Linked DNA regions of Homo sapiens: regions 2 and 3 are each linked to region 1. A link is an interaction called in ENCODE POLR2A ChIA-PET data of the cell type or tissue named here. Cell type or tissue: A673. All regions are shown on one strand.

Region 1 (2,500 bases):
AATGCCTTTCTGCTAAATTGAAGAAATTAACATAATTTACTCTTCTGTAAATAGGGGGATGGTCTGCATTGTGCTCATTTAATCATTGGAGTTCAAATTAATGATTTGCTGGGGTCCTGTGGTGAATCTTGAGTGATTAAGAGGGAGAACTCAGTCCTTGGTTCAGAAAAGTTAGCATTGGAATGGATCCTCAACAGGCCCTGAAGGTAGGAAGTGTTCTGATTTAGAGAGCTCTTCCAAGGCTTGTGATGGAACCCTGCAACGGTAAGTTTTACGAGTATCAGTAACTGGCCGGGTGCAGTGGCTCACACCTGTAATCCCAGCACTTTGGGAGGCTGTGGTGGGTGGATCACCTAAGATCAGGAGTTGGAGACCAGCCTGGCCAACATGGTGAAACCCCGTCTCTACTAAATATGCAAAAATTAGCCAGCCATGGTGGCAGGCGCCTGTAATCCCAGCTACTAGAGAGGCTGAGGCAGGAGAATTGCTTGAACCCAGGAGGTGGAGGTTGCAGTGAGCCGAGATCGTGCATTGCACTCCAGCCTGGGCAACAAGAGCAAAAAACTGTCTCAAAAAAAAAAAAAAAAAAAAAAAAAAGCCAGGCTTGGTGGCTCACGCCTATAATCCCAGCACTTTGGGAGCCAATGTGGGCAGATCATAAGGTCAGGAGATCGAGACCATCTTGGCTAACACTGTGAAACCCCATCTCTACTAAAAATAAAAAAAAAATTAGCCAGGTGTGGTGGCGGGCACCTGTAGTCCCAGCTCCTTGGGAGGCTGAAGCAGGAGAATGGCGTGAACCTGGGAGGCGGAGCTTGCAGTGAGCCGAGATCGTGCCACTGCACTCCAGCCTGGGCAGCAGAGCTGAGATTCCTCAAAAAAAAAAAAAAAGAAAAAAAAATAATCAATAACATAGAATGTGGATATACATAGCACATAGATACGTATAGCAAGTCAGGAAGTTTGCCTAGAAGGAATAAATTAACTCTTGTTACTTGGTGAGATCATGGAAGGGAATGTAATTTGTTTTAGGTGGTGGTAATTGTGAGTTTGAGGCTGGCCCAGGAAATGAGTTGTCAGATATGCTGTCATCCTCATTAATGGTTCAGCTTATTTCTCAGGTTTATAGTTGTATGAGGAGATGCTATGCCTACCCCATTTAGGGAACTATTAGGTTCAAAATCATAAAAGCTAAAGAAGAGTGAAATACAGTGAAAAGTATCCTGTTCACACATACCCCATGATCATCCAGATTTCCCTTCCCAGGGGCAGTTGATATTATCTGTGTCTTATATGTCTTGAGATAGTTTATGTGTATAGAAGTAAATGTAAATATCTACTACTTATTTCCTCTTTTAACACAAATTATAGTAAATAATATACAATAGTCTGCATCTTACTTTTTTCACTCTCGTATCTAATGTTAAAAAAGCTACGTGGTATTCCAATGAAAGGATGTATTATATATATTTTTTAGATATTTCATTTGAGTTGTTTTTTTTTTTTGTTTTGAGACGGAGTCTCTCTCTGTCACCCAGGCTGGAGTGCAATGGCGCGATCTTGACTCACTGCAACCTCCACCTCCCTGGTTCAAGCAATTTCCCTGCCTCAGTCCCCTCAGTAGCTGGGATTACAGGCTCATGCCACCACACCTGGCTAATTTTTTTTTGTATTTTTAGTAGAGACAGGGTTTCACCATGTTGGCTAGACTGGTCCCAAACTCCTGACCTCAGGGAATCCTCCTGCCTGGGCCTCCCAAAGTGCTGGGATTACAGGCGTGAGCCACCACGCCTGGCCTTGAGTTGTTTCTAAGCTGTTGCTAATAAAACAATGCTAGAGGATTTAAAAAAATATGTTAGGGTTTTATATTGACAAGTAAATATTGTCATAATAGAAACTTGCTATACTTATAATAATAATACATCTATAGAACATGTTCATAAATGTCTATTTGAGCCTTCCTGTAAGGTAAGTACAACATTTTATCACTTCATAACTAGTAAAGTGGCAGAAGTAGAGGTAGAACCAAGGTCTTCTGACTCCTATTTGAGTATCTGTCTACTTTACCCAAAATACATATACTGTTGTGGGGCTGTAGGGAAGTGGGGGTGGGAAAATAAGAGGAAGTAGACCTAGGTGGGGCAAGCTTGAGATAGGGATGTATCTGTCATTCTAGAAATTGGGATCCTGTTTGCTAGGAGTAAGTGGAACTGGACATCAGCCTGTTACAGGGACATAAAGGCACTTAGGCACTGGCAGAGCACTATGGTTTGATTGCCATCTTGGAGTACAGTAGTATGGTAAGCCAAAGAGTGGTAGTTCTGGAGAAGCTGGGGACTGTCAGAGCTCCCTAGAATAGACTGAGAGTGAAACAGCATTCACGATTTGCTAAGGAGGCTGGGCTACTAGGAAGGATAAGGTAGGAGCCCAGGAGTTCAGGGCTGCAGTGAATTATGATTGTGCCACTGCATTCTAGCCTTGGCAACAGAGCAAGACCCTG
Region 2 (2,500 bases), 140 kb after region 1:
CTGTAATCCCAGCACTTTGGGAGGCTGAGATGGGCAGATCACTTGAGATCAGGAGTTCAAGACCAGCCTGGCCAACATGTTGAAACCCCGTCTTTACTAAAAAATACAAAAATTAGCTGGGCGTGGTGACACACGCCTATAGTCCCACCTACTCGGGAGGCTGAGGTACAAGAATCACTTGAATATGGGAGGCAGAGGTTGCAGTGAGCCAAGATCGCACCACTGCACTCCAGCCTGGGTGACAGAGTGAGACTCTGTCTCAAAAAAAAAAAAAAAACAAAAAAACCTTAAAGGAATATTTTTGCCTGGCTCCTACATTAACATTTACTTTCTCTGAAAATCATAACCCTGTGTTTGTTATTATCCAGTGTCTACAAACAGCCCAGCTTCTATAGTTAGGTAAAGTAAATTCAATATCAGTTGTTCTTTCATAATCAAAACAGAAGTCTACAATGCCATTCTTACATACAACAGCATTGACAGTAATTCCTTACTATCATGTAATAGCCAGGGCATGTTTAGCTTTCTGCAGATGTTTCAAAACATCTTCTTATAGTTTGTACAAATTACGATGCAAGAAATCCATACATCCATTGAGTTGAAAAATGTCTAAATTTTTTATAATCTAAATTTTTAAATAATCTGTGACAACCTCATCTCTTCCCTACAAACATTTACTTTTTTTCTATGCTATCTATTTATGTAAGAAACTGGATTGTCTTAAAAAATGTCCTACATTTGGAATTTGGCTGATCATATATTTATTGTGTCATTCAACATGTTCCTGTAGTTCAGTGTTTCTTGGAAAGTGGAAGTTATATTTAGGAATTTGCTTAGTTCAGTTTTTGGAGGGGAAGCAGGAGTGCTCCATAGTTTTTTATTGCATCACTTCAAGAGTTGTATAATATCTGATTTTCCCACTTTTAGTGATACTTAGAATAATCTTCAGGTATAGTTATTGTTCACCAAATTGATCCTTTATAAAGTTTCCCATCAGTCTTTTACGTAATGTTTTATCTACTCCTGTCATTTAGTTGCCTAGCTATTTCATTAGAAGTTGCAAGGCCGGGCTTGGTGGCTCACACCTGTAATCCCAGCACTTTGGGAGGCCGAGGCAGGTGGATCACGAGGTCAGGATTTTCAGACCAGCCTGACCAACATGGTGAAACCTTGTCTTTATTGAAAATACAAAAATTAACCAGCCATGGTGATGCACACCTGTAGTCCCAGCTACTTGGGAGGCTGAGGCAGGAGAATTGCTTGAACCCAGGAGGCGGAGGTTGCAGTGAGCTGAGTCCGCGCCATTGCACTACAGCCTGGGTGACAGAGTGAGACTTGTCTTAAAAACAAAACAAAACAAAAAAGAAGTTGCAAAATGGTGATTATTTGAATTCTCTCATTCATTCAACATTTATGAGTTATTCTTCTTCTGTAAAGAACTTTGCCTTATAAACTACTTAGAAATTATAGTAATGACAAGATAAATGCTTGATTCTTTCTTTTCCTTATGTATCAGTTTTTAGAATAATGAATTGGTTCTCTGCAATCTCCAGTGGAGACTAAGGAAGTTGGTTTTCTATTTTGTAACATAATTATGCAATTATGGATTTTAGTATATTTTATGTGCTTCAGTCCATTAAGTCATTCTTCTTTTGAAACTGAAATTATTCCACTTAGCCAGTGGGAGCCTGGAGCCTCTTCAGGCTGACTCCTGTGTCCTTTTGATGTGAGCTCAATAGTCTTTGATATTTTTGTTGCTTTTAGGCAAGATGTCCTATGCTTATCTTGAACATTTCCTGTACCAGACATGGAATCAAACATTTCTCCTAGGAATTCTGGTTTGGTCTCCTCTCCTCTCCTCTCCTCTCCTCTCCTCTCCTCTCCTCCCCTCCCCTCTCCTCTCCTCTCCTCCCCTCTCCTCTCCTCCCCTCCCCTCCCCTCCCCTCCCCTCCCCTCCCCTCCCCTCCCCTTCCGTCCCGTCCCCTTCTTTTCATTTTCCTTTTCTTTTTCTCTCCTTCTCTTCTCCTCTCCTCTCCTCTCCTCTCCTCCCCTCCCCTCCCCTCCCGTCCCGTCCCCTTCTTTTCATTTTCCTTTTCTTTTTCTCTCCTTCTCCTCTCCTCTCCTCTCCTCCCCTCCCCTCCCCTCCCCTCCCCTCCCCTCCCGTCCCCTTCTTTTCCTTTTCCTTTTCTTTTTCTCTCCTTCTCTTCTCCTCTCCTCTCCTCTCCTCTCCTCTCCTCTCCTCTCCTCTCTTCTCCCCTCTTCTCCCTTCCCCTCCCCTCCCCTCCCCTCCCCTCCCCTCCCCTCTAGATAGAGTCTCACTCTGTTGCCCAGGCGGGAGTGCAGTGGTGTGAACTCAGCTCACTGCAGCCTCCGCCTCCCAGGTTCAAGTGATTCTCCTGCCTCAGCCTCCCGAGTAGCTGGGACTACAGGCACACGCCACCATGCCCAGCTAATTTTTGTATTTTTAGTTGAGACGGGGTTTCACCATGTTGGCCAAGCT
Region 3 (2,500 bases), 94 kb before region 1:
AGATCACCCGTGGCAGTACATCTTCAAGCTGCCACATTCAACATATGACCACAGACATCTTTATAGTTCCATCACTGGCTGCCATCTAGTATAGCAGGAATGCGTGGGCGAAGGAATACAAATTTGCTGGGAGAGGAAGAGAATAGTATCTCTGCTAGCTGCCTGGAAAGTTGGCCCCTTAATCACAATGACAACTAGGACATTTCACTTGGACAGTGCATTAAATTTATAGATTTTTTAAAAAGTACAAAGACTAAGCAGTAAGTTCTGTCACTGACGCAAACTAGGATGTCAAAGAAAAATAGATTAACTATTTTTACCTAAAGTAGTGCAAAGAAATCTGGCAAAAAATGAAAGTGAACTCAATATCTGCACATCAGTAATGGGGCAGAATTTTATTTAAAAGGCTAGTGGTTCAAATACTATTGCTTGAATAGCTCTGGTAGATATAAAATGTAGTAACATCTGAGGTTTGTACACATGAGCAAAGGAGCTGAGGGCCAGCTCACAAAGGGATATTTGATCCTCAGTCAAGAGAGAAGCTAAAAGCGCATGCTGCAGGAGTAACCTAATGGATTTATTTGGACCATACTCCCACCTTCTGACAAACAGAAAAAGACGTGGATAGAAAACTGTCTTTCCACACACAAAAATCTGGCTTAATTCTTCTTGCTATACAACTATACCTCAGCTAAGAAAAAAATCTCTTGTGAAAAACTCAACCTGGGCTACTAAAAATAAAAAGGAAATTTTTAATGTCGTAAACAAGTTTAGTAAACACCATGTGGATTTTCTGTTGTTAATGAAGACATGATACATTCAAAAAAGTATGTATTTTTTAAAAAGAACAAAACCAAAAAATTTTCTAGAAAGAGACTTCACAAGAAAAAAATGAGCCCAAGGTTCATCCCTCAATCAGAAATCGGTCTTAGCACGCATCAGTAAGCCCTCCTCCAACATACAAAAGCACTGAAATTTGCCTTTCAAGTACGTTACTGAATTTAAACATTAAGCGGAATCACTGCAGAGCATATTTTGATGGGTTACTTCAATACCCACCTGGTCCAGTTCAAAATATCTATAGATCCAGTTTGTACATATTCCACAGGTATACTGATAAAATCATCTATTATCCCATTTTTTTTAATGGCAGTTCTTATATAGCTCGAACATTAAGATCAACAAATTCTCAGATGAAGTACATTAATAAGACACCTCAGAAGTGAAACAAACCTAGTTTTTACTAAAATGATGGGATAAAGGTAGTGTCTATGCTGAAGAGCAGCTTCACTTGTTTCCCCACAGAAAAAGGCCCAAAATTTTTGGAGGATAATTTAAAAACTAAGCCAATAAGGCCAGGCACGGTGGCTCATGCCTGTAATCCCAGCACTTTGGGAGGCCAAGGCGGGCAGATCACCTGAGGTCAGGAGTTCGAGACCAGCCTGGTTAACATGGCGAAATCCCGTCTCTAATAAAAATATAAAAATTAGCCGGGCATGGTGGCATGCACCTGTAATCCCAGCTACTCAGGAAGCTGAGGCAGGAGAATCATTTGAACTCGGGAGGTGGAGGCTGCAGTGAGCCAAGATCACACCATTGCACCCCAGCCTGGGCAACAGTGAAACTCCATCTCAAACAAAACAAAACAAAAAACAACTAAGCCAATAAAAAAAATAAAATATACACCTTAAGATATTATAAAACTTGAAATAATGTCAGGTGCTATGGAATGGGAAACAAGAGTTCTGAATCCCCCCACCCCCAAAAAAAACTGTTAACAGGTTTTAAGGGAAAAACAAAACCAGAACTCCGAATATGAACAGCAATACACAGAATCTATAGCACAGAACACCACACAAGAATGAGTTTTATAGCAGTACTATCATGAGAGTAACTGGCTGGAGACTATACTTCCAGCAACAGGGCTCCTAGGTCAAAAATGTGTTAAAAGCTTGTAATGTCAACAAGAACCAAAAAAAAAAAAAAAAAAAAAAAAACGGGGTGGCGGGGGGAATGAAGGGGAAAGGGGGGCATGAAGGGGAATAAGGAGGAAAGGCTGCATGCACGGGTCTATTATAGACATGATATTCAGCAGCATAAAAAATAATACCCTCCAAAGAATCCCTCTACTGGGGCAAAACCTGTTTTTCACTGCTAAGCATGGAAAAGATTAAGAAAGCAGAACAAATTCACTTCTAACTATAGCATCTTCCATATATCAATGACAAGCATGTTCAACCTGATGCTACATGTTAATAAAATATTCAGTATACATAAGAATCTAAGCAACATAAAAACAAAAGGCTAAATTATGAACCTTAAAAAAATTGGAGAAAACATGTTTTAAAGCCAAGTAGAATGATTCTGATAATTATTATATATGACATAATCCACAGAAAGGCCAAGAAAAGAATCTTCATATTGTTCAGTATTTAGGCTTGATGTTGTCCCAAGAAAACAGTGATAATAATTCAATGAATGTGTTACACATACAACTAAA

What was found. ChIA-PET counts read pairs that join two places held together with the same protein. Peaks named below come from ENCODE experiments on the same cell type or tissue, not always from the same donor. Only the 100,000 strongest peaks of a DNase experiment are listed, where the experiment ranks them.
Region 2: POLR2A ChIA-PET joins it to region 1 with 12 read pairs; 14 of 35 experiments call an interaction of 5 or more read pairs at or near these places.
Region 3: POLR2A ChIA-PET joins it to region 1 with 18 read pairs; 5 of 35 experiments call an interaction of 5 or more read pairs at or near these places.

Annotation. Positions count from the first base shown.
Region 1 is chr11:117,073,938-117,076,437 of GRCh38, reverse strand. The region is part of intron 1 of SIK3 (SIK family kinase 3); the gene reads left to right. LOC124902763 (a long non-coding RNA gene) reads left to right here. Exons shown (of 2, transcript XR_007062899.1): 2 at 1-45. Among named protein-coding and RNA genes, the nearest start is that of SIK3, 23 kb to the left of the region's middle. In A673, no CTCF peak of the experiment used is centred here; a DNase peak (open chromatin) is centred at 1,087; H3K27ac peaks cover 858 bases.
Region 2 is chr11:116,938,009-116,940,508 of GRCh38, reverse strand. All of the region lies in intron 3 of SIK3 (SIK family kinase 3), which reads left to right. Among named protein-coding and RNA genes, the nearest start is that of APOA1, 100 kb to the right of the region's middle. In A673, no CTCF peak of the experiment used is centred here; no DNase peak of the experiment used is centred here.
Region 3 is chr11:117,167,944-117,170,443 of GRCh38, reverse strand. PAFAH1B2 (platelet activating factor acetylhydrolase 1b catalytic subunit 2) reads right to left here. Exons shown (of 6, transcript NM_002572.4): 6 at 1-2,500. Among named protein-coding and RNA genes, the nearest start is that of SIDT2, 9.5 kb to the left of the region's middle. In A673, no CTCF peak of the experiment used is centred here; no DNase peak of the experiment used is centred here.